Linked DNA regions of Homo sapiens: all the other regions are linked to region 2. The links are chromatin loops, found by intact Hi-C in ENCODE. Cell type or tissue: Caco-2. All regions are shown on one strand. Region 1 overlaps LOC105376600 (a long non-coding RNA gene). Region 2 overlaps BBOX1-AS1 (BBOX1 antisense RNA 1). Region 3 holds the start of CCDC34 (coiled-coil domain containing 34). Region 4 overlaps LGR4 (leucine rich repeat containing G protein-coupled receptor 4). Region 5 holds the start of LOC105376601 (a long non-coding RNA gene).

Region 1 (5,000 bases), 49 kb before region 2:
TGAAATTTTCATGCTATGTTACCTTAAAATCCACTGGCCATTTTATGCTTTGAATGAACGTTTACCTGTGCATGATTTTGCAGTATGATACTGTGGACATTTAAAAAATATTGGTTCACTGAATTATACAAATCTTCCAAATGTTGACACATTGCCTTATACACTATCAAAGGATCACATTCTTTAATGCCAGCACAGATCTGAACAGAAAAGTCTTAATATATTGGGAAGCTGATGAGTTAACAGTAACATATATATTTTCCAAAATTCTAATCTTCACATGGAAGTTCAAATGTTACCATTGGCAACAAACATGGTCTGCTGTTTCCTTCCTTCCTTCCTCTCTCCCTTCCTTCCTTCCTTCCTTCCTTCCTTCATCCCTCCCTCCCTCCCTTCCTTCCTTCCTTCCTCCCTCCCTCCCTTCCTTCCTTCCTCTCTTTCTTCTTTCTTTCTTTCGACAGAGTTTTGCTCTGTCACCCAGGCTGGACTGCAATGGCACAATCTCGGCTCACTGCAACCTCCGCCTCCCAGGTTCAAGTGATTCTCCTGCCTCTGCCTCCCGAGTAGCTGGGACTACAGGCATGCACCACCACACCAGATTAATTTTTGTATTTTTAGTAGAGACGGGGTTTCAGCATGTTGGCCAGGCTGGTCTTGAGCTCCTGACCTCATGATCTACCCACCTAGGCCTCCAAAAGTGCTGGGATTACAAGCGTGAGCCACTGTGCCCGGCTAAGCTGTTTTCTTTGAAGTAAGAGGCTCACTTAGTTAAGTTTTGAGAACATGTCTGCCAACTACCAGAGTCTGAACACCCATAATTTCTCTTTTGTTCTTTCAAGTAGAAATGGTGATCTATGAATACCGAGCTTAGTTCAGATTGCAACTCAACAACTGTGCAGGTGCCTTTTCTTTGAGACAACCATGGTACTTAGACATGCCTTATGAGTTCTTCCTGTTTCCTCGTGCAGAATCTTAAAAAGATGTTCATGTGCTCAAGGGTTAAAATTTAATAAAATTAAAAATGATTCTGCTTCATCAAAGTCATGCTTATATGAATGGCCACATTTTTCTACCACAAGTGGGTGGCCTTGAAGAATTCAATGACTACTAGTGCAGTTTGGTGCACTGCCTTGATTTGTGCTATGGTGCTGGCAGTTTTCCCATCAGCAGTGCAAATGTAAATACAGTGGAAAAGGCAAACGCTGTTTTATTGTTTTTATGAATATTGTTTTGACCTTGTAGATCTCCTGTAAGGGTGCTGGGAACTCAGAGAGGTCCACGAACTGCACTTTGAGAACTGCTGGGATACCCAGCCCTATGGCAAGCACATAATAAATGTTCAATCAACTGCAGCTAAGACCATATTCTGTTTGCCTTTCTAAGCATCATTTTTCTGTTTTTAAAAATAGGGTTAATGTTACTTCTCAGGGCGATTGTGGAAATTAAATGAAGCAAAGTACGTAAAATGCTACCATAGTGTTCAGTATATAATAAATGTGCTATGAAGATTCAGTATTATCATTAATATTAATATTACTAATAAGAAGTTATTTAAAAACTTTTCCTGCAGAGGAACAGCAGGGTTGCTTCATATTTCTACCGCTAGTGCTTGACTGGAGTCTCTTTCCTATGGAGACTTTTAAAGGCAGTGGTACCTCTTTTCCCTTTTAATCTTCATCCTTCAAGCCAAGGCTACTGCTGCTGCTGCTGCTGCTGCTGCTGCTTCTGGGGATTTGCTCCTGTGTACTCTGGGAAAAGGGCCCCAGCCAGGAATTCCCACTTGTTTGAGGACCACAGAAAGCTGCAGTCATTTTTTTTTTTCCCCAGCCTTCGTAATCTAGTCTAGACACTCTGAGGAGGTGAAGGATATAATTACAGCTTGAAACACTTCACATGCACCAGCAATGCAGCTCCTCCCGCACATGTGTGATTCAAGCCCCAAGAGGGCTGTGAAATCTGATGATTCACTTGTCTAGATAAGCTGGAAGTGAAACCCTAGCGGTCCAGGGTCCAGTTGCCTTTACCACATAACACCCTTTACTTGCAACCAGTTTCTCCATTCGGTTCAGTTGAATTCAAAGCAGCACATGGGCCTTGAGGTCTTACTGGAAGCGCGCCCTTTGTGTACCGCACTGCGTCAGCTACCGTGCTGGTTATTCACTCTTGGCTGCCCCAGTCTCATTTCTGCTTTTCTCTGGGCTGCTCAGAGGCCGACCTTCATAGATGGCATTTCCAGGCTCTTCTGCTTTCTGGCCTCCAGTTGGAGTCCATCTCTGGCAAGTGCTGGCAAGAAAGGGATTGGAGGGTCATAGGAGAAACAGGTTGGTGCCACCTGACTAATTGTATAGCTGGTCTGCTCTGGCTAAAACTTCTGTTGGGCCACCCCTCTTCCACTGTTACAGCAGGCTATAGCTCTCGTCACAATCTGGTAATAATATTTTCTCCCTTTGTCCCTTTCAGGGTGGTAAGAGCCTCTCACTCTGTGGCTAGTCCCTGGCAAGCCGCTACCTCTGTTGTTCCCTTGTGCTGCCTGCCCACACAGCTATAAATATGGCCTTTGTTACACCCTTTCCAGCTAACCCTTTCAGTGTGCCATCTGTTCCCTGGCTGGACCCTTCTGACACAGACAGAAAGCTGCCTTGAGAAACTTACGGTCTACTTAGACTAGTTATCCCAAGCACTAGTCAGATGCATACCATCTTCACAGTTGTTAAAGCTAAGAACCAGCTCTACCATTATTATACATTTAATACTTGTGCTTAACTTGCTTCACTTTTTAACCATACATTATTTAATTCAGATAAAAAAGAGGAAGGGGCCGGGCACGGCGGCTCATGCCTGTAATCCCAGCACTTTGGGAGGCCGAGGCGGGCGGATCACCTGAGGTCAGGAGTTTGAGACCAGCCTGAACAATGTGATGAAACCTTATCTCTACTAAAAGTACAAAAATTAGCTGGGTGTGGTAGCATACGCCTGTAATCCCAGCTACTCAGGAGGCTGAGACAGGAAAATCACTTGAATCTGGGAGGCAGAGGTTGCAGTGAGCCAAGATCGTGCCATTGCACTCCAGCCTGAGCAACAAGAGCAAAACTCCGTCTCAAAAGAAAAAGAAAAAGAAAAAAAAAAGAGAGCGAGGGAGGGAGAGAGAGAGAGAGACTTTTTATCACCAGATAAGCAGGAAATAAATATGCTTGCTGCTACGGTCTGAATGCTTGTGTCCTCCCAAAATTTGTATGTTGAAATCCCAACAGGTAAGGCCTTTGGGAGGTTATTAGGTCATGAGAGTGGAGCCCTCATGAGTAGGATGAGTGCCTTCATAAAAGACACCTCAAGTGTTAGGTTGTCTCTTCCACCCTATGAGGATGCAGTGAGAAGGTGCCATTCATGAAACAGGAGATGGGCCCTCCCCAGACAGTGAATCTGCCAGTGTCTTCATCTTGGATACCTCAGCCTCCAGAATGGTGGGAAATATATTTCTGTTGTCTATAAGCTACCTAGTTTATGATATTTTGTGATAGCAGCCCAAACAGACAAAGACATTTGCCAAAAATATAAGAAGAGGGTAACAACAAATCACATGAAAACAAAACAGTATTGCTAAACCCCAGCACAGCATCACTGTGGTTAAAGGGCACCTGCTCTGTATACGCTGTCTAGGTTTGAATCCTGGTTCTCTGACTTTCCAGCCAAGTGACCATGAGCAAGTCACATAATTCTTCTGTGCCTCAGGGTCTTTATCTTTAAACTGGGAATGAGTCTACTTCGTAGAGTTGTGAGGCTAAGTGAATTAATATGTGTAAATATATGTAAAGTGCTTATAACACTGCCAGGCACACAGAAAGCACTGTGTGAATTTAAGTATCTTTTTTTTTTTTTTTTTGAGACAGAGTCTTACTCTGTCACCCAGGCTGGAGTGCAGTGGCATGATCTTAGCTCACTGCAACCTCTGCCTCCCGAGTTCAAGCAATTCTCCTGCCTCAGCCTCCCGAGTAGCTGGGATTACAGGTGTGAGCCACCACACCAGGCTAATTTTTGTATTTTTAGTAGAGACGGGGTTTCACCATGTTGGCCAGTCTGGTCTCAAACTCCTGACCTCAGGCGATCTGCCCACCTTGGCCTCCCAAGTGCTGGGATTACAGGTGTGTGAACCACTGCACCCAGCCAAGTAACATTATTTTTTTATGATCATGATGACGATGGTGATGATGGAATTACCTGACTCAGGCTCTGAGCTGGAGGTTTATTAGCAAGAGGAGAAAGATACATCAGCTCCAGACTGAGGCTTTCTCCTGGTGTAATCAGTAGAGTTTGCAGAGAACTGAAAATAATAACTTCCTTACCACGTGGTTCGGTGTCATTTTTCTCTGTTATCATCCAAAATTATTGATATTCCACAAAAATTTGCCTCAGGTCCAACAGTGGAGCATGTCCTGCACTTTGGGAAATGCAGGGAAACAATGGTTATACTACAGCAAACAAACAACAAGCAAGGTGGAAGAGGCGGCACAGAGTAAAACCAGCGACAAACTCGGGGGTGGAGAGTGAGAAGGAAGCTGTTGGCCAGGTTTATCGGAGTCTGAGTTAGGGCTGGAAAATTGGCAGACAAAGGGGGTTCTTGGGGATTAGAGGAAATAGCTGTTTGAAGACGGTTGGGTGTGGGAGGGATGAGTTAACAATGGTAAGGTTAGGAAAGAACAACGTTCACAAAGAAATAACTCCCCCCAACAGAGAGACAGTAATGGCTTATGAAAAGCTGCCTAGAGAAGCAGTTCTCCAAGGGTGGTTCAGAGAGCTACCTCATGAAGACCTGGGAACCTGTTAGAAATGCAATTGTCAGGCTTTATCCCCAGACTTACTTAATCAGAGACTCTGGAGGAAGATTCCAGCAATCTGGAATTTGATAAACCCCCAGGTGATTCTTACGCATGTCAGAGTTTGAGAACCACTGGCCTAGAGGAGGTTGGGAGAATATCAACAGCAACTGAGCTTGAGATTTTGTC
Region 2 (5,000 bases):
GGAGAGGTGGGCCTTTCTCCTTACAAGTAGGCAGCTACCTCCTATTCTTTCTGGAGTGAGTGTGGGTGGGACCTTTTTAAATCAGCCCCCACTGCCTCTATTTGTGCCTGCAGTTCTACCATTAGTAAATACTTCTTTCCTTTTCTTTCTGAAGTTCTTTAAGAAATTGAGAGCTCATGGGTTGGGTGCAGTAAGTTCCCAGCATTTTGATGTGAGCCTGTTTGGCACACTGGAGAGAGATCTTAAGCTGAACAGGCATAGGTAGGAGCTAAGGAACTCAGATAGTCTGGGGTCAGTGTGCTCATTCCTCACAATCTGCTCATTTAGTGAGGCCTCCAAAAGAATAGGGGAGGAGGCCAATTAGATTCTTCTTCCCCTGAAGTCCTTGGGTAAAGCCTGTGGTTAAAAGACTTTGTCCTAGTGAATGAGCCTAGAAAATTGACTTAGACAAAGGGAGGTGCAGGACAGTTCTGAAAGATTCTATTCTACCTTACTTACATCATAGCCCAAATCAATTCCAGATGGCATTAATGTGAAAGGCAAAACCTTAAACATTTTAGAAGAAAATATAGAAGAATAACCATATGACCCAGAGGTAGGAAATGATTTATTAAATGAGACTCATAAAGTACTTGATGTAAAATAGATAAATTCAACCACATCAAAATTAGAATTAATTTCTGTTCTCAAAAGGCACAATTAAAAAAAGATGAACCTCAAATTCCTCAAATTGGGAGAAGATATTTGTGATATAATTAATTAATTGTGATTAATATACAAAATATTTTTAAAAATCCAGAAATCTATACAAACAATGCAAACAAACATAGTTAAAAGAGAAATGGGAAAATTACATGAACAGGCAAATCACAGAAGAGGAAACATAAATAGCCAACAGTCATATAAAAGATGCTCATCTCATTAGTAGTAGATACTATATTCCACCCATTTTATTCCAACTAGATTGGCCAATATATATATTTTTAAAAGCTAACAGTACCAAGTGTTGGATAAAATATGGAGCGATGAGATTTACATACTCCTTGTTGGTGTAGAAATTGGTACATTTTGGCAAGCAATGTGATACTATCTTGTAAATTTGAAGTTGGCACACTTATAACTCAGAAATTTCAACCCATGTGTATCCTCCAGAGCTGGGTTTCTCAGACTCCGCACTGCTGACATTTTGATCCAGATCATTCTTTGTTGTGCAGGGCTGTTCTTGGCTGGTTAACGGCATCCTTGGCCGCTAGCTTCTAGCCAGAGGAAGCCCTTTGTCCCCATTTCTCTCCAGGGGTCCCTCTGGTTGTGATGATCAAAAATGTGTCTGGGTATTGTCAAATGTCCCTGAAGAGGGAAAATTGCTCTGATGAAGAACCACTGCTCTAGAGAAACTGTTGCACATGGGTGCCAGGAAATATTAAAAAAAACATAGCAAAATTCTTAACAATTAAAAAACCCTGGAAACCATTCACATATTGATCAACAGTAGAATGGATACATAAATTATGGAATATTTACACAATGAAATACTATTATAGATGAATGAGCTACAACTTTGGAAATCTTTGAAATATAATTTTAAGTGAAAAATGAAACTACAAAAGAATGCAAGCTTCATGATTGCATTTGTATAACATCTAAAAATGAGTGAAACAAAAAAATGCAATGTCTAAAGATATGTATGCATGTATTAAAGCTTGAAAGAGAAACTAAGGGAATGAAGAAAGCAAAATTTAAGAGAGTGGATACCTCCTGGCAGGGAGGTAGGGAGTGGGGTCAAGGAAGCACACATGTGTAGTTCCTATTTTTTTAAATTAAGGGGTGGATCATTTGTGTTTATTTTATTTTTACACTTTATTTCTTTGTGTGCTACACACATTCTTTTATACATAACAACAATTTTATTAGAAAAAAGTTAAAAAGGGAGAAGGAATTACAAAATATTTGTAGAAAGAGAAACAAATTGGTCCAAAATGTGTCAGGACTACTTAGCTGAGGTGAGAGAATCACCCGTGGCTTTGAGAACAGAAACACAGGAGTGTTCCTTGTCTGTTGACCCTGTACCCTGAACCGAGCAGCCTCAGGGTTACAATGCTTTGAAAATTCACCTCTTGTCCTTTAGCTGAATGACCTTGACCACTTCCTTTTTCTTCTCTGGGCCTTAGTTTCCCAATCTGAAAAAAAGAGAAAAATAGTGGGTCCTGGATTAGAGGTCAGGGTTAGTAAATGCATGCATATCCTACTGCATCGTATGCTCCTGGCAGACATGAATGATTCATTGCAACACACATTCTTTCTTAATTGGGAAGAGGCATCCCAATTGATTTCAACATAGAACTTCAGGTAGTCACATGTAGCAAAAGAGAGTAAGTCTGTGTTCCTAAAACTTGATCTCTGAAGGCCCTTCAAGAATTTTCCCTTCTCACCCCTCAATTTTATATTTAGTCACCCTAATTATTTTGGGAGTTCTTTAAATGAAGGAACTATGTCTCACTTCCATTGTACCACCCATTTCCATTTCTCAAGGCTAATGGACAATAAGTTTCAGTAAAAAATGGCTGTCTGGAAAGCACCTTCTCTTCTACCTTTTGCACCATTCACATCCCAGATCAAGAATGAAGCGAATCTGCCAGAGCCCATTAAATGGATCCTTGCTGTTTATGTACTAACCCCATTCAGTATGCCAGGGCCGTATTAAAGAGGCCCAGGCCCTGCTTTCTGCTGGAGGTTTGCGAAAAAGAAAAGAGAACTTGGAGAAGCCATGTGCAGGAGTGAGGAGAAGAGATGGGCTCACAATCTCCTAAGAGTTCCTCTTTAAAAAAGTTAAGAGAGGATGTGGCATGAAGGGCTGTTTAGGGATAATATTATGGAGAAATAAAGGTAGTAGAATTGGCATCAGAAAGATTAAGCACACTTCTCTCTGTTGAGTTTTCTAACTCACATCGTCTCTGCAGGCTGTACCTCCTTACCTATTAACTCTGTCAAAGGAAGGAGGTGGTTTCTTTGATTCTTTGATTCCAATTCAATGGACTGAAATTGAAGTTGTGTGCAAGAGAGCTAAAACCTAGAAGGCCATTTTACAAACAAGTACTGCACGCCCTCCAGTGGCAGAAAACCAATAAGTCAAGTGGTAATTAACTCAATTTTTGCCTCAACTAATTTTTGGAAGTATTATAATTTTTTTCTTTTGCTCTCAACTGGATATTCAGGATTTCGAAAACAGCTTGGACGCTTCACAGGAGTGTTATAGAATTTTATCAATTCACAAAATGTCAGAGCTGAAATTAATAAAAAAAACTATCCAATTTTTATTATACCTAAGAAGAAACGAAAGTTCAGAGAGGTATAGGGAGAAGGCTGATACTATGACCTCTGTCCTTTGGCTCAAATTCAGTGTTTGCTTCATTCTCTTGGCTTCTCTATAGCAGTGTTTTTTTTTATTTTTTTTTATTTTTTATTTTTTTTAGATAAAGTCTCACTCTGTCGCCCAGGCTGGAGTGCAATGGCATGATCTTGACTCATTGCAACCTCCACCTCCCAGGTTCAAGTAATTCTCCCACCTCAGCCTCCCAAGTAGCTGGGACTACAGGAGGGTGCCACCATGGCCTGCTAGTTTTTTGTATTTTTAAAGTAGAGACGGGGTTTCACCATGTTGGCCAGGCTGGTGTTGAACTCCTGACGTCAAGTGATCCACCCACTTCGGCCTCCCAAAGTGCTGGGATTACAGGCGTGAGCCACCATGCCCAGCCTGTTTTTGAACATGAGCATGGCACCATGTTGGCCATTGCTGGGGGAATAACGATAACGGTAGCCAAATACTGAGTCTTACTCTGCGCTGGGTACTATTCTAAGAGCTCCGTGTTGATTATCTTATTAGTCCTCACAACAAGTCTACGAGATAAGATTATGATTCTTATTTTATAAATGCAGAAACTGAGGCTCAAAGTAGTAAGAAGGGAATTACCAAAAGAAGTGGATGATACGTCCCTGCCCTCAAGTCATTTAGGCTATTTTTGCGTTTTACCACATTTGTTAATTTTATTTTTCAATTAGGCTTCTGACAGACTGGTCAGAAAGACAAGCTTGCTTATCTTAGCTGGAAGGAAAGATATATCTGTTATTGACTGTGGCTAGTTTGTCTAGAACACACAGAGTTTTGGAGATAGGACAGTAAGACCCCAGAAAGGATGTGAGTTTTCTTGGTGGATTTCTCTGTAATGCCGCTGGATGGGACTAACATCAGTCCTCCACGTTCCATCTCACATGACCACTCTTATAAGCAGCGCCTGCCCTCTACAGTGCTCTATCTAATGGGCATATTTAGGCTCAGGAGGAACTTATGTTTGAACAATGAGTGATCTCTGCTATGGGTGAGGAATGGGGGTGATTGGCATATGACACATATTTGCCATAATTGCTCTAAACAACACATACTTGCCATAATTGCTTTAAATGAATTAAATAATACAAAGCCTACACATCTCTCAGTGTTGTCTACAGACACAGAAGGGCATCACCTAGTTATTATACTCAGGTCCCATCTCAGATCCACTGAATGAGAATCTTCATCCTAACCAAAGCCCCAAGGATTTTATGTGCTTATTAAAGTTAGAAAAGAGCCACTGTAAAACTTTTTTTTTTTTTTTTAATAAATCTAGTGACATATCAGAGGTCAAGGCTGGACTTCTGCTGCATGTAATTGAACAATGTGATTATTTTTGCATTTTATCACTTTTGTTAATTTTATTTTTAAATTATCGTATAGTGAAATGGACTTTTTTGCTGTACAGTTCTATGAATTTTAAGACATGTGTGGATTTGTGTGACCACCATCACAATTAGGATGCACTACAGTTCAGTAAGCCCCCAAACTCTCTTGTGCTATTCCTCAGTAGGCACACCTGCTTCCACCCTTAATCACTGCTGACCACTGATCATTCTCTGCTATTGTAATTTTGTCTTTTTTACAATGTCATTATAAATGGAACCATACACTG
Region 3 (5,000 bases), 180 kb before region 2:
TGGGACATAATTTTGTGTGTGTGTTTGTTTTAAATTTCATATATGCTTGAAATTTCCATAACAAAAAGTAGAGTAGTATAATTACCCCACCTCCCTACCCTTCACCCCATACCTGTCACTGCTTTGACAATTATCTGCAGCATGTAGTGAACCTTGTTTCATCTTCATCCTATTCACTAATCCCCTCCAATCCCTCTGCCCCTTGCATTATTTTGAAGCAAATTTAAGACATTATATTGTTTCATCTGTAAATACTAATGTCTAGGGATAAATTTTTAAAGTTGCATAATATATGCCACAGGGCTAACTGGTGATGGAATTATTTAAGCAAAAGTGACTCTTATATAAGTTTCCAGAGCCAGCAAAACATAATTACCTCAAATATACCATGGCCAAAGTACTAATTGTATGAAAAGATGTCACTAAGTCAATACCCTAAAACTTAAAGGGAGAGACACTCTTTTATACATTTGTACATTTATATATAATTCTACCCATCTCGATTATGGCTTCTCAGCTCCAGTAATGAAAAGGCACTGTAAGAAATGAGGCCGCTGGACTTAATTATGTTCAAACACCAGCACCAGCACCATCTGACTCTGCCTCATACCCTTGGGGGGGTCCAGCATTGCTAGTGCATAATGTCACAGTTGGTCATAATGATGACCCTGGCGCATCAAGAAAAGGGTATACTTTGTTTAGGAAAACATTTTAAGGGGACAAAGAAGTATATGACATTTAGATTCCCATGCGTAGAGGTTAAAGTGAAAAAGTTCTGAAGTTTACACACAACTTTTCATTGTATCTTTCTGATTCTGAGCTTAGAAACTTTGAGAATTAATGAGATAATATGACCCTGTGAGGTAAATTTTTCCCCTATTTTCAGAGGAGTGTTAGGAATGGAAAACCTATCAAGTACCAAGAAAACCACTGATTCCAGGTCCCTTTCATACTAGTGTTTTTCCCACTACAGTTATGTTTGGTTATATCTATTGGAAAACAGCTTCTCAAGCTTACCTCTTTATGAGGCCCTAAGGCAGCTCAGTGCGTTTCGATGTTACTGATTCTAGAGATGTTCTGATAAAAGGTTTTTAAATGCCAATATTGAATAACTAGGGTCGAGAACGAAAACTCCATTAGGTCAGTTTTATTCCTTGATCAACTTTATTACTCATTTGGAGTGCTCCAATTTTCTTTCATTTTGTTTTCACCGAAATTTTAAAGAAAATATTCAATTTAAATAGATTTAATCATGTCATATTTTATTAATTATAGCTCTGCCTTCTGAATTGCCTTTGGTTGCTATTACTTCTACCATAGCTAATTCTCCTGTGTTAAATTTTGCAGATCTAGATTTCATCAAAGTTTTTGTATCACTCTGGTCACTAAAAAGTTTTGTGTGATGTGTTAGCCATGGTCAATTTTCGTTTATGGTATTTCTACCGGTAATATACATTATGAACTGGACAAAAGCCCTATTTATTTACAAATGTACAGTTTTGTCAGCATGAATAAAGCATCTACCTTTCCTTTACTGCCTTTATCCCCATTCCCGAGAGTGCCCCTCAGATCCCACATAAAATGCATATCAGCATATTTACTGAGATCATTTTTCACGACAACAGGATGAGGAACTTAAGGGCGAGACTTTTAATCATCTATCCCTTGTGCTTTACGCAGACCCTACAATACACTAGAGGCTTCAAAGAGGTCAAAAATTCACATGTGTAGACAAATTAGGTCCCTTAAGATGCCAGGCAAACGAAGTGCTACCAAAACACGCAATGACTGTCCTAAAAGTGCGTTCTGGGATACACCTGTAAACTTGGATCAAGTTCCCTCCCCTCTCCTCAAAATATATCGACTTGTGCTGAAAGAAATCACGACCGATGCTCACAATTCTGACCTCGTAATTATATAGGGGGTGGTTTTGGTTTCTGCGTCTTTCCCTGATTCAGTGGCAGGTAACATATTTCATGTACAAAATGAACTGCAACACCACGGCAAACAAGGGACAGGCCCTCAAAGTTGTCGGTAGGGAGCCAGGACCCCGCCAGTGGCGTGGGGAGACACCGTACTAAACAAGCTTGCAAACAGCAGGCACCTTCCTGCCACTGAGGAGGAAGGGCTGGCTAAGGGAGGCCGGGGCGGAGGAAGCCAAGCTCTGCAGGCCCTGACAAAGTCCTCCCGGCCTCCACGCGTCGCCATGGCAACGCGGGGTCTGTGCTGGCCGGGATTGGCCGGCCTGGCGCGCGCAGGGCCCGCTGGGAAAGCGCGTCCCCGCCGCGGCTCCGCCAGTTTGAACTTGGCGGGCCAGATGTGGGCGGCGGGGCGCTGGGGGCCTACTTTTCCCTCTTCCTACGCCGGTTTCTCTGCTGACTGCAGACCCAGGTCTCGGCCCTCCTCGGACTCCTGCTCAGTCCCTATGACGGGCGCACGTGGGCAGGGGCTGGAGGTGGTGCGCTCGCCGTCGCCGCCGCTGCCGCTGAGCTGCAGCAATTCCACCAGGTCGCTGTTGTCTCCCCTTGGCCACCAGAGCTTCCAGTTTGACGAGGACGACGGTGACGGGGAGGATGAGGAAGACGTGGATGATGAGGAAGACGTGGATGAAGATGCCCATGATTCAGAGGCCAAAGTGGCGAGCCTGAGAGGAATGGAGTTACAGGGGTGCGCCAGGTAAACCCGAGGCCGCCCGGCCGATTCAGCCCTTTTCAAGATTCCTTAGACCCTCTTAAGTACCCCCTTCTAACATCCTCCTGCCCTCCGCCCCAAAGGCAGAGCAGGCACTTGCAGACTGAGGTGCCGTGGTTTTTTTTGCACATAAAGAGCCCTGTGCAAATTCTTGCAAATGACCATAGATTTCCTATGGCTCTTAATCCTTTTTTCCTGAGATATTATGATTGCTGCAGTCTCACTTCCCAGAAAAATGTACATAGTCTCAAACACACAAAACTCTGCTACCATTTCAGGCGTTCTATGAATCCTCAAAAGCCAGATTGTGCACTGCAGAACTCTTATCCCAAACCTGAACACCAGAACGTGGTTTACTGCACCTTAGTAGTACCTGTGGTTGGTTATTCTGAAAACATACTGATTGCTAGTGAAGTAGGTTGTAGTAAACAGGTCACTTTTTATAACATAAAGTGCTGAAGCACAGAGATTAGCAATGTCAACCTCAGCATGTGGAGACGTGGTTAGAGAGGATCTGAGCATGCACAGAGGAATGGATGTCATTGTATCAATGTTAGGACCAATGGGGTTATTAAAACTGTCTTAATTTGTTTATTTCTACTGTTACTCACTCAGCAAACATTGTTTGCCACATATTAGTCTACGTACTGGGGACCGTAAACAAGATACTGGTCTCTACTCTCATGAATTGAAGCCTAAATCAATCCACTTATTTTACAGATAATAAAACCATGGCTCAGAATGCAAAAAGTGACTCAAAGGCATGCACCTAGTTATTAGCAGACCTGGGTCTACTACGAAGATAGACAGATCATGTTCTCTTTCCTAAACTGCATGCCTAGTATTGGGTATACAGAAGTAGGAGCAAAGGGCCAATCCCTGAAGGAATATTTCTGAGACAGGCCCAGTAATGCAGGTCTATTCTGGGATAGACTCATTACGTTTTCTTCGGAAATCATTTACAAGTTTATGATTGTCAAGCTGTGTAAGGCACAGTACAGGAGCTCTAAGAAATACAGGCCAGAGAACTCATGCTTTATGTGTAAATAGCAAGATTCCCCCTTCAGTACAGGGTGTTCATATCCAGCATGAGTGAATGGAATATGGAACCCATATGAAGTAACCCGTATACATGGTTACAGGAGTGAATTAGTTACGAATGAGAAGTAAAAGTAAGTACATTGGTGGGAATGGAGATCAGAAAGAGTAACCAAGCAAGCCACTCATCCAGGCTGGTTGTAGCAACAAGAAACAGGCCTCCTCTGATCAACCTGATAGTAAAATTTAATGGTAGAGTTAGGGTTTCAGTAAATTGTTTTCATCTGGGCCTTTGTAGGTATTCTTCAGGACTGAGTTGGTCTCAAAGGTATTTAAAGTAAATTTGAAGGCTTTAGGAAATACTTTCTGAGCATAATCAACTGGACTAAGCAATCTGGACACAAGTTAGTGACCTGCGGAATAAATGACCATCGGAACTATAGCTCAGCTACTGAAACCTTGCATTAGTTTCCAAGAGCCAAAGCCCTGACTAAGTGGAGCCTGCCAGGGGAGGAGGTGAACGTATGTACGTCTCACTTATCCAAAGCCAGAATGAGCTGGTAGCACCACAGGGCTAAGGCTGCCTTCCTTATCACATTTCAGTCCCTATGAATCAAAGGAGTAGCTGGGACGTGGGTTTGAAAAGAGAATGCTGAAGTTGTCAAGCATTGTGTGTGGCAAGTGTCAGATGCTTATTAGGTGCTCAATAAACGTTTGCTGACTGCATGTCCATTTCCCACTTCCTAAAGAACAGATACATGCAGTGATTATTGTCAAATGCTTCAGAAACTTAGCACTTCCTTTCAGGAAAGGTAGATTTTTAGAAAATTTCCTCATTCTTTCTCTCCATTGGTCCTAACATTCTTTGATACAATGACATCCATTCCTCTGTGCATGCTCAGATCCTATCTAACCATGTCTCCACATGCTGAGGTTGACATTGCTAATCTCTGTGCTTCAGCACTTTGTGTTATAAAAAGTGACCTGTTTACTACAACCTACTTCACTAGCAATCAGTATGTTTTCAGAATAACCAACCACAGGTACTACTAAGGTGCAGTAAACCACGTTCTGGTGTTCAGGTTTGGGATAAGAGTTCTGGAGTCCACAATCTGGCTTTTGAGGTCAAACTGCTGACCTCTCTTTGGTGCCCTGGACAGCTTGGGGGTGACAGGATGAAGAGAGCAGGCAACCTGAGTCAGCCCTTTCATTGTTCTGGGTTTTGAGTATTCTGTGTGAAGCAGAGAGCAACCTAGAGCTGTGTGGGATTT
Region 4 (5,000 bases), 210 kb before region 2:
GGGAAAGCGGAAATCTAGAGGATTACTTTTTGCTTCTCCTCTGCCCTTTCTCTTTCTCTCCATTCTCTGTCTTTGCTCTCTTTGCTTCTGGGGCTGTTGTAGCAAACAGAGTAAGTGGGAGTTGCCTTGAGGTAAACGGTGTCCCCTTTGAAATCCTGCTAGACTTGTTTTAATTCTGTGTGATCATGTGCACAACACAGCGTGTGTTGAGATACTACTGTGGACCAGTGGACTGATGTTCCCATGTTTAGAGTTCCTCCCCACCTTTCCTTAAGAAAATATGCTTCCAGCATATGTCGAGAAATAAAATGTTTGCCCTGGCATTCGACACTTTAGCCACGTAGTTCTTTCCTGTTAGGAGAGTGAGGGAGTAGAAATGAAATAAGAAAAGTTGCAGAAAAGGGAAAATAATCAGGAAGCTTTCTCACCCTTTTAGTAGTAATATTAGCTTTGCAAATCCAGAGTCTTACAATGGGGCTTAGCGGAGACATTATAGCAAATACCAAGTGTCTTGTCTTTGTAAGGGGTCATACAAGGGAATATAGAATAAAGATGACCTAGTCCCTGCTCATGAGGGACATATAAGATCATTGAAGAAGATCAGAGCAGTACAAAGGAACTAAAGGCAGAATAAGATGCACCCAATGGGATAGCTTTGTCTAAGGTACCCGTGGAATCAAAGGAAGGTGATATCATGAGTTCATACCGGTGGTAGCGTACCCTACTTGGACAACTTGAACAAGGCTTCAGTTTGTAGAGGGCAGAGTTGTGGGTATTTCAAGTGAAGGAGATGGTGTGAGCCAAGAGTCAGAGGTGGCAATGCATGGTGTGTTTGGATGTAATAACGGTGCTTAGTTGCACCAGGGGAAAAGAGAGCCTTTGGGAAAATGCTTAGAATTGTGCTTTTTCAGATTAAGTGGTTTGAGACAGGAATCCTGTGGAAGTTCATGGCAGTAGTCCAGGAGGAAAAAAAATCAGGTGATAACAGGAAGAGTCAAAGAGTGGATGGGTTGAAACCTTGCAGAGAGACACTCTCGTGGTCTTTGGAAACAGAACACGGAGGGGAAAGAACTGATGCCTGGGACTCTCCACCTTCACAAACAGAAAACCATACCACTTTCACTCTTATTTTTTCACCCTAATTATCTTTTTCCTTTAGTATTTCACAGCCACTGGAAAATAGTAAAAGAATATTGTTTGTGGGACAAAAAGAAAAATATAAATAACAAGATTTAGTCAATGAAAAAGGTTTTCTGAGGGCAGCCAATAGGTCCTGAAGTAGTGAGAAGCTACGAAAACTGTTGGCTATAGCACAGAAGTGCAAACCCAGGCATGGAATGGGAAGTGGCTGGTCTTTGCTAATAGAGGGCCAAATTCCTGCTCAGGATCAGCCACCTCTTTTTCCTCCGGAGTTGCCTAAAAAAATAAAAAAAATAATAATAAAAAACAAACAACAGAGAATGGTATGTATCCTTAACTAAGTCTCACTGAGTTTAGGGCATGCCCTACCTTTGGGCACTCAGGGAATCCCATTCTCAGCCCCTCTTGCTGGTCATCTTTGGCTATGGGAAGGATGGCACTGTAGGTCTGTTAGGAACTTCTCCGTAACTGCAGTTCTGGGCTCCTAATGCATAGTCTCTCCTTACTAGCTTTATTCTGCTAGGTGACATCTATTGATACTCAGACAAGGCTGTTAACTTGCTCAAGTCCACTCTGCCCCACCTTTTCTGTGAATTATTTCCTAATCTTTTGGTGACTACCAGAGGCATCACAATACAGGTAGAAGTGGATAAGTATTTCAGCCAGCCGGGCAAGAGAACTGGAATGCTGGCTCCTTCATGTACAAGCAGTGTGACTTATGCCAAGTCACCTAACCACTCAGGGACTCAGAAAAGCAGGGCAGTTGTCTTGAGATGATTAAAATGAAAGAATGTTTGTGTACCAGCTATCAGTATCACAGTGTCTGCAACTACTGTAGGCGTATAGTTTTTTTCTTCCAAAGAATTTGGGATTTTTTTCCTAACCTTGCTATTTATTTACTTTGCTCTTTTCTGAATCTGAGCTTTTAGACATGAAGCATCCCCAAGGTTTACTATAAGAAATACTAGCTCATAAAATAAGCAACATGTGAAGAGCTTCTGGCGGGTGCAATTACTGGAGCTGCAGAGCTTTTACCACGCTGCTGTGCTTGTTACTCATTAACACAGCAGCTCCGTAAACTTACGTAGATACATTCCTGAAGGCTCCACAGGATATGTTTACTCTACTAACAAACTAAGTAATCAAAGTAGAGTGTCCTCTTGGACAGCATTATCACTGTCCACCACATACTAGTAGTGTTTATTTCTCCAGATCGTTGGCTTGTATTTCAGGATAAGCCTCATGCAGAGCTCATTTTGTCATTTATATTAAAGATAAATAGAGGAGAAAGAGAATGCTTTTTGAAGTTAGGTGACTTTAGTTTTCTCATGGTTTATAAAACGGGCAGAGATTTGGGAAAAGGAAGCAAATATTTTGGCTAATGTGGTCAAACACTCTTTTCTGTTGACAAGTTAAGATAATCAGGTGTTCTGCATTTTGCCACTTTGTTACTTTATAAAATACTTTTTTTTTTTTATGAGCCCAGCACAATAGGCTGAACTCAAGGAAAGCCCATAGATACAAGGACATTCACAACTAATATTAGAGACAAAAGAATAATAAGAATCCTGTAACAGCCTTACTCTGTTTATAGTGTTTCTTTTTTGGAGGACTCTAGCTTTTTAACACTTGGAAGAGCAGTCACAGGGCTATCTGAGGCCCTGGGGAAAGATGGCTACTGCCTCTTATGGCTTTTATGGTGCAATTTGATCTTTTAAAATGTGACCTTTTAAGCACTTTGCATTACAGCTGTGAGCATTATCAGTTGAATTTAATGGGTGAGACCGGGGTCCCTTTGAGATTGCTTGTACCAAGCTTGCACTAAGGTAGACTTTGGGATGCTATGGCATCGGAATGGTGAGCATTTTCAAGGAGGAGCTTCTGAGAAAGCAGTTTCTGTTTCATGAATTGGCATGTTGGTGGGTGGTAACAGAAGTTTGAGATGCACATCCTGTTCTTGAAGGCATTTGTACTTGGCCCACAAGACTAATGTACAAGAAACAACCAGTAGACGGTAGCTTGTGACCCAAGTTTATGAGCTCCGAGTGTTCAAGCATAGGGCACATTTATAAGAACTGAAGCTTTCAAGAGGAGCAGCATTGCAGTTGGGTGTTTAAGGGGGTACAAATGAGGTTGCTAGGTGAAACATTTAAAAGATGTAGTGCTTTGGGAGGCCAAGGCAGGCGGATCATTTGAGGTCAGGAATTCGAAACCAGCCTGGCCAACATGGTGAAACCCCGTCTCTACTAAAAATACAAAAATTAGCTGGGCGTGGTGGTGGGCGTTTGTAATCCCAGCTACTCTGGAGGCTGAGGTAGGAGAATTGCTTGAATCCAGGAGGCAGAGATTGCAGTGAGCTGAGATTGCACCACTGCACTCCAGCCTGGGCGACAGAGTGAGACTCCGTCTCAAAAAATAAATAAATAAAATAAATAAGTAAGTAAAAAATGTAGTGATAAAGCTGGCTAGTCTAGAACCAAGAGGATTTGCTAAAGAGAAATATTTTAAAATGGAAGCAACTGAAGAGGCCTTAAAACCATCTTCTTCGGTCTCTTGTTTTACTTCTGGTGAGCCCTGGGAGGTGAAGGCTACAAGGCTGACAGCACAAAGCAAGCTGTTGTGAGCCTGGGTTATGGGGAAACCTTGAAAGGCAATGCAGTGTAGAATTTAGGTACTTGGATGCCTTGTAAGAAACAAAGTGTATGGTGGGAGGACTTTTTAGGAAGAATTTAGTTTAGGAGCATGAACTGTGCTACTTGGTGGTATCGCCTGAGAATCCGGCATTGTTATTCTTGCCATTGAAGAAATAATTCTTCATACTTACCCCTTTGGTTTCTGGGTCTTTTGGCTGTTTGCTTTTCTGTCCCCTTCCCGCGCCCCCCCCCCCCCCCAATCTTCAGTGCAATCGCCTCTGTGTTAATGCTAGGTAAGGATTACACTTCCCAGGGCAATTTGCATTTTATTAGTAACTGGAACACCACTTCAAGAGAAAATAATGCATCTAAAAGTAGAGCTTCAGGCCACAGTGACTTCACATTTTAAGGCTGGTAAAGTGTCTTTCTTGTATCCCTAAAATCAGGATATACAAGTAGAACAGATTAGAAGTGGGGGAACCTAAAGATGTTGTGTGTCTGGCACTTAGTAGGTACTCATTTTTAAATTAATGAATGAATTAATGAATAAGGCTTAGGGATGCAGAGTTTTTAGGGAGGGAATAGGAAGAATAGTGGAAATACATACCTTTTAAAGGAGGGATTATAAATGTTAAGTTTTATATATTTTTTAAATTAAAAAATTTAATTATAAATTTTAACAGAGGAATTTTAAAGGAGGACTTGGTGACTATGTGGTCCTGAGACATGTGTAGAAGAGAGCATTAAAATATATATATACATAGTTACAGAATCTAGCTGTTTAGGAGAGTATCCCTGACAGAACCAGGACCCAGGAGAGTCCTGTGTTTGATCATATGAACACACAATCATCATTTTTGAGTACACATTTGAAAACCTTCCTTCACTTCACCTGTCTACAAGTTAACTTATGTGAATCACTGCCCTGCATCCTGATTCTTCTCCCTAATATCCTCTGTTCAAGTTTTTCTTCTATTTCTCTATGCCCAGGGAAATAGGAGGAAAAGTAGGGCTCAGTATGAATTGGGTGCTCAGATTTCTTACAAAAGGATCCAAAGAATTCTTATCCTTTCCTTATTCTACTTTTATCTCCACTTGAATTTGTCATGTCAAAATTTCTTTAGGAAAACCTCTTTACTTCAGAAAAAAATATATAGGCCATTGTTTGGAAAGTTATGCTTTCAATGACTCACACTTTTTGCCTCTCTTTTGCACTGGATATGCTGC
Region 5 (5,000 bases), 110 kb before region 2:
TGCAAAGGCATGATGAGTAGGCAGTACATAAGAAGATCCAAAAAAAACCTTCCTAATTCAGAGGAACACTTAGGGGTCTGCCTTGATATTGAAATGTTCTTCTAGTCATTAGAATCTTGCATTTTTACTCACATTTTAAAATATCCCTTTTAAACTGTGACACCATTTCTGGGAGGTTTAAGGTAGGAAGCTGTTGTTATTGCTTAGGTTGGTTTGTCACCCAATCTAGACTGCAGGAGAGGATCACGGGGTAAAGAACAGAACTTTTCATAAGAGTGGCCCAGTATCCAGAGCCTGAGGTTGTCTATATGTAGAGTTCTAGATAACCCTACATACAGATAGATACAGATAGATAACAAGCCCAGATAACCAGAGGCCATTGATTAGGGGGAAATGAGTGGGTTCCCAGAGGGGCTGACTCAATGAGGACCATTCACATATTCATTCATTAAATATTTGTTGAGTGTGCACTAGTGTCGAGGGTGGTGTTTGGTGTCCAGAATTTGAATGAACAATATAAACATGCTCCCTACCCTCGTGGAGCTTACCTGGAAGAGACTCATGTTAATTAGTGAATTAGTCACTGTTCATTCACGCTTTTCCAAAGCCATTAGAAATGCCAGGATGTACCTAATGTAAATGACGAGTTAATGGGTGCAGCACACCAACATGACACATGTATACATATGCAACAAACCTGCACGTTGTGCACATGTACCCTAGAACTTAAAGTATAATAAAAATATATATATATAAAATTAAACAATTAAAAAAAAAAGAAATGCCAGGATGAAAAGAGCTAAGAATTTAGTCAGTGCTGGGTTTTGTTGACTGAAAAAAGCTCTTCCTATATTCACTGTGTTGCTTGTTTAGGCTCTTCACAGAGCTAGCCAGTGAGACTGTGGTGTGCTCCTACATTTGAAAAAAATGCTTCCAAATTGCTACTTTCCTAGAAACGTCTCAATTTGCTACTAATCCTAGACATGCCTGTGGGAATGCTAGAATGCCTTCCTTGATTGCAATATCCACAGACTTTTTCTTAAATGTTAGTGAATATACACTGATTTATTCATTCTTTGAAAATACTCTGAATAATGGGCTGAAAAGATAACTGGATAAGCATGGAAAACACCATAATTAAGGGAAAGAGTAAGAGCTACAAAGTTAAACTTCCTTGGGTTCTTGACATCTCAAGATTGTAACCAGTAGTTATTGATGGGTTCTTAACTTGGGGTCCTTGGAGTCATGGAGGATCAGTGGACGCCCTTCAATGTGGTCCACAAATTTCCTGATATTGTATGGAAACATTTGTAAGTATGGGTTCATAACTCTCATCTGATTTCTAATGGGATCCCTTGAAAATCAAGAATCACTTCCATAAATTCCCTGAAAGTGATTTCATGAAGGTAGAAAGGATAGTAGCATTTATGACAGTATTCATGGATAATCACTATGGTGTGAATATTTATCCCCTCCAAAACTCATGTTGAACTTTGATCCCTGATGTGGCAATATTGAGAAGTAGGGTCATTAAAAGGTGATTGGATCATGAAAACTCTGCCCTTGTGAATGGATTAATCCATTCGTAGATTAATGAATTAGTGGGTTAATGGGTTATCACGGGAGTGGGACTGGTGGCTTTATAAGAAGAGGAATAGAGACTGGAGCTAGCCTTCTCAGCCCTCCCTGTCATGTGATGCCCTGTGCCACCCTGGGACTCTGCAGAGAGTCCCCACCAGCAAGAAGGCTCTCACCAGATATGGCCCCTCAACCTTGGAGTTCTTAGCCTTCATAACTGTAAGAAATAAGTTATTTTTCTTTATAAATTACCCAGTTTCAGTTATTCTGTTATAAGCCACATAAAACGGACTATGACCATGACTTTATGTAATTGCCATAGAATATGAGGCAGTGCAACAGAGCAATAGGGCCTAGGAGTCAGCAGACCTGATCTCTAGCTCTGGTTTCCTAGTTACCAGCCATGTGACCTTGCATAAGTGTCGGTCCCATTTCAGCCTCAGTTTGCCTACCTTTTAAATGGAGGAAACCATACTTCATGTGGCCTTATTTTAAATGATCAGATGTGTGTGAAAATGCTATTGAAACTTCAAGGCGTTATCTAAAAGCAAGAGATGTTTACTCTCATACCTGTAGTTGGTGTATGTTCTTGGTCACTAGAGGGAGCCTTAGCATTCAGGGGAAGAATAAGCTAGTGATACTTATTCTTGAAAGCTTGAGGCCTCTATGAGAAGTAATTCTTTAAAAAACTTGCGCTTTATAAATATCCACTTCGATTTTTTAGAAAATTCAGAGAAAGGTCTATAAAAGCAAATATGACCACAGTTCCTTGTGACATAGATTTTCCCACCCATTAACCCACAGGATTCTTCCTTTTAACTTTCTCTATGATAAATTTAGCTTGTTGAAAATCCTAATATTTATGTAGAATTAATTTAACAGCAAGAAAAAGAAAGTAGAAAACACAATTTTCCAGAAGGCCATAGGAAGAAAGTACTTTTCCATTAGCAAAAACAATCCATTGTAAATTCCATGGCACATGGTAATGCTGTTAGAGGATTTTTGTATCCAGGCAGGACAGGGGAAGTACATTGTCTAACTTTGGCTTTCGATGTCCTATTGGGACCTTCTGAAGTTCTTAACTGGTGTGTTTTCCTCCTGCTAGTGCTAGAGTGGGAGGAATCTTACTCATTTGAAAAGAGCTTGACTGTTACATCAGAGGACCCCAGGATGGTCTGAAGGAGGAGGTATGAGAGAATGAAACATACTGGACTTAGGCTGGGTGTGGTGGCTCACACCTGTAATCCCAACAATTTGGGAGTCTGAGGTAGATGGATTACTTTAGGTCAGGAGTTTGAGACCAGCCTGGCCAACATGGTGAAACCTTGTCTCTACTAAAAATACCAAAAATTAGCTGGTCATGGTGGTGTGCACATGTATTCCCAGCTACTTGGGAGGCTGAGGTGGGAGAATTGCTTGAACCTGGGAGGTGGAGGTTACAGTGAGCTGAGATCGCATCACGGCACTCCAGCCTAGGTGACAGGGTGAGACTCCATCTTTTTTTTAAAAAAGATACTGAACTTGTACTTCAGGGAATCAGAATTTCACTGACTCGTTGTGTATTTTGGAGACAATATTTGTCCCCCTTTGGGGCCTCAGTTTTTCTCTCTGATTCTGACCAATACTATCCCATGTACTCCACATGTATACACTCATGGTCTGATGGGCATTCCTTATCAAGTATGGGACATTAGGTGATTAGACTCAGGCCCCAGATCGTGAAAGGCAGTGTTTTGCAGGAGCACAAAGCCCCTAGATTTATCTAATTTTCAACCCAAATGTATCTGGAGAAGGTGGAGTCTTGATATTTCTCTTTATGGCCCTTCAGATTGTGTTTTCATTCTGCAGTATAACAAATGCCTTCAAAAAACAGTGAACTTCATTTTTTCACATACATTTGCAGGAAGCAATGTAAAAACTTAATTGCTAATGTTTGTTAGCAAAACTGGCCAATGAAATGGTCAAGCACTGATCTGCCAAGTTTCCTTGATTCTAAGATATACTCCCACAAACCCTCCCCTCCTTAATTTAACTTTTTTTAAAAACAGGGACATGTCTGTGTCTCATTTAAAGAAGCATTGACTACCCCTCCTGAAGAGCTATTATTAAATCTATGGTATTTCCTACAGTGAATGGCCTTTTTGAATTCAGCAAGTATTTTTGGAAATACTTTATATTTGTTTTGTGTATTTATCATACGTGGAGGTGCAATAAGCTCTTCTTTACTACCATTCAAGCTCGAGCTTGCGTTGCAGCTATTAGTGTCTCCAAAGTCATCCCAGCAGGAAGGGATTTCTCTCTGTTGACAAAGGCAGGAGACTGAAGGTTATAAAGGATGAATGAAGCCTAGCTAGGCTTGTTCATTGCAGTTTATGAGAAACAGCTGCCTTTCTTTGTCAAGGCGCTTGTTTAAGGCTTTCCTCTCCTTTCCCCTGAAGTGTAATAACTACCTGAGACTAATCAGCTGACTTGGGTCAGAACAAGCCAGAGGCTCTGCTAGCCCAGTTAAAGCATGCCTGCACCATGTTAGCAATAGGAAATTTTCTAGAACAAGGCAAATGGATTGATCAATGATTCCATTCATGATTATAGTCCAAGTAATTTTCTCCTTTTTTTGTTTTTCAGAGGCTGTTTCTTCTTAAAGCTTTCAAGTGGTGTATAAGTCCCTTTATGCTGCTATAAAGGAATACCCAAGACTGGGTAACTTACAAAGAAAAGAGATTTATTTGGCTCATTGTTCTGCTGGCTATACATGAAGCATAATGCCAGCATTTGCTCTGGTGAGGGCCTCAAGAAGCTTATAATCATGGAAGAAGGAGATGGAGAGCCAGCATGTCACATGGAAGCGTGAGAGGAAGCAAGAGAGAGGGGGGAGGAGGTGCTAGGTTGTTTTAAACAACCAGTTCTCTTGTGAACTCAGAGAAAACTCACTCATTACTGTGAGGACAGCAGCGGCAAGTCATTCATGAGGCATCCACCCCCATGACTCAAACACCTCCCACTAGGCCCACCTCCAACACCGGAGGCCACATTTCAACATGTGATTTGGAGGGGACAAGCATCCAATCCATATCAGGTGGGGAAGGTCAGGAGGTGGACAACAGAATCATTGTTGCCCAGTTTAGGACTTCTCAAATTTTAGTGTACATGGAAATCACTGGAGTTCTCATTAAAATGCAAATTCTGATTCCATAGGTCTGGGAGTGAAGTCAGTGGGTAGAAGAGCTGATTCAGCATTGCCAAGGCATTCCCAGGTGATCCAGTATGGCTGGTCTTTGGACCACACTGAGTAGCAAGGCCTTAAATAATTTGTATGTCTTGTGTTTCCTGTTTCAAGCTGATGCACGATGTTAGTAGGATGAGGAATACATTTTATAAGCTATCCCCCTATCTGTCAGAAATGAAGAATGAATAAGTAATGA

Evidence for each region. Peaks named below come from ENCODE experiments on the same cell type or tissue, not always from the same donor. Only the 100,000 strongest peaks of a DNase experiment are listed, where the experiment ranks them.
Region 1: it touches region 2 in a loop (6-fold over the local background); 7 of 110 quality-filtered maps call a loop at or near these places.
Region 3: a loop joins it to region 2, with 6 times the contacts of the local background. A loop is called at or near these places in 18 of 110 quality-filtered maps.
Region 4: it touches region 2 in a loop (2.9-fold over the local background); 4 of 110 quality-filtered maps call a loop at or near these places.
Region 5: a loop joins it to region 2, with 17 times the contacts of the local background. A loop is called at or near these places in 79 of 110 quality-filtered maps.

Annotation. Positions count from the first base shown.
Region 1 is chr11:27,231,345-27,236,344 of GRCh38, reverse strand. LOC105376600 (a long non-coding RNA gene) reads right to left here. Exons shown (of 4, transcript XR_931141.3): 3 at 4,341-4,430; 4 at 1,183-2,283. Among named protein-coding and RNA genes, the nearest start is that of BBOX1-AS1, 15 kb to the right of the region's middle. In Caco-2, no CTCF peak of the experiment used is centred here; a DNase peak (open chromatin) is centred at 1,924.
Region 2 is chr11:27,182,237-27,187,236 of GRCh38, reverse strand. The region is part of intron 2 of BBOX1-AS1 (BBOX1 antisense RNA 1); the gene reads left to right. Among named protein-coding and RNA genes, the nearest start is that of BBOX1-AS1, 34 kb to the left of the region's middle. In Caco-2, a CTCF peak has its summit at 3,101 (motif pointing left); a DNase peak (open chromatin) is centred at 3,086.
Region 3 is chr11:27,360,512-27,365,511 of GRCh38, reverse strand. CCDC34 (coiled-coil domain containing 34) reads left to right here and starts at 2,297. Exons shown (of 6, transcript NM_030771.2): 1 at 2,297-2,676. The coding sequence starts at 2,318. RefSeq lists enhancers at 1,871-2,040, 2,036-2,903 and silencers at 2,281-2,350, 4,196-4,490. In Caco-2, no CTCF peak of the experiment used is centred here; a DNase peak (open chromatin) is centred at 2,231; H3K4me3 peaks cover 1,789 bases.
Region 4 is chr11:27,392,971-27,397,970 of GRCh38, reverse strand. The region is part of intron 2 of LGR4 (leucine rich repeat containing G protein-coupled receptor 4); the gene reads left to right. Among named protein-coding and RNA genes, the nearest start is that of CCDC34, 32 kb to the right of the region's middle. In Caco-2, no CTCF peak of the experiment used is centred here; DNase peaks (open chromatin) are centred at 1,800 and 2,180; H3K4me3 peaks cover 769 bases.
Region 5 is chr11:27,293,773-27,298,772 of GRCh38, reverse strand. LOC105376601 (a long non-coding RNA gene) reads left to right here and starts at 783. Exons shown (of 2, transcript XR_931142.3): 1 at 783-2,765; 2 at 4,204-5,000. In Caco-2, a CTCF peak has its summit at 2,174 (motif pointing right); no DNase peak of the experiment used is centred here.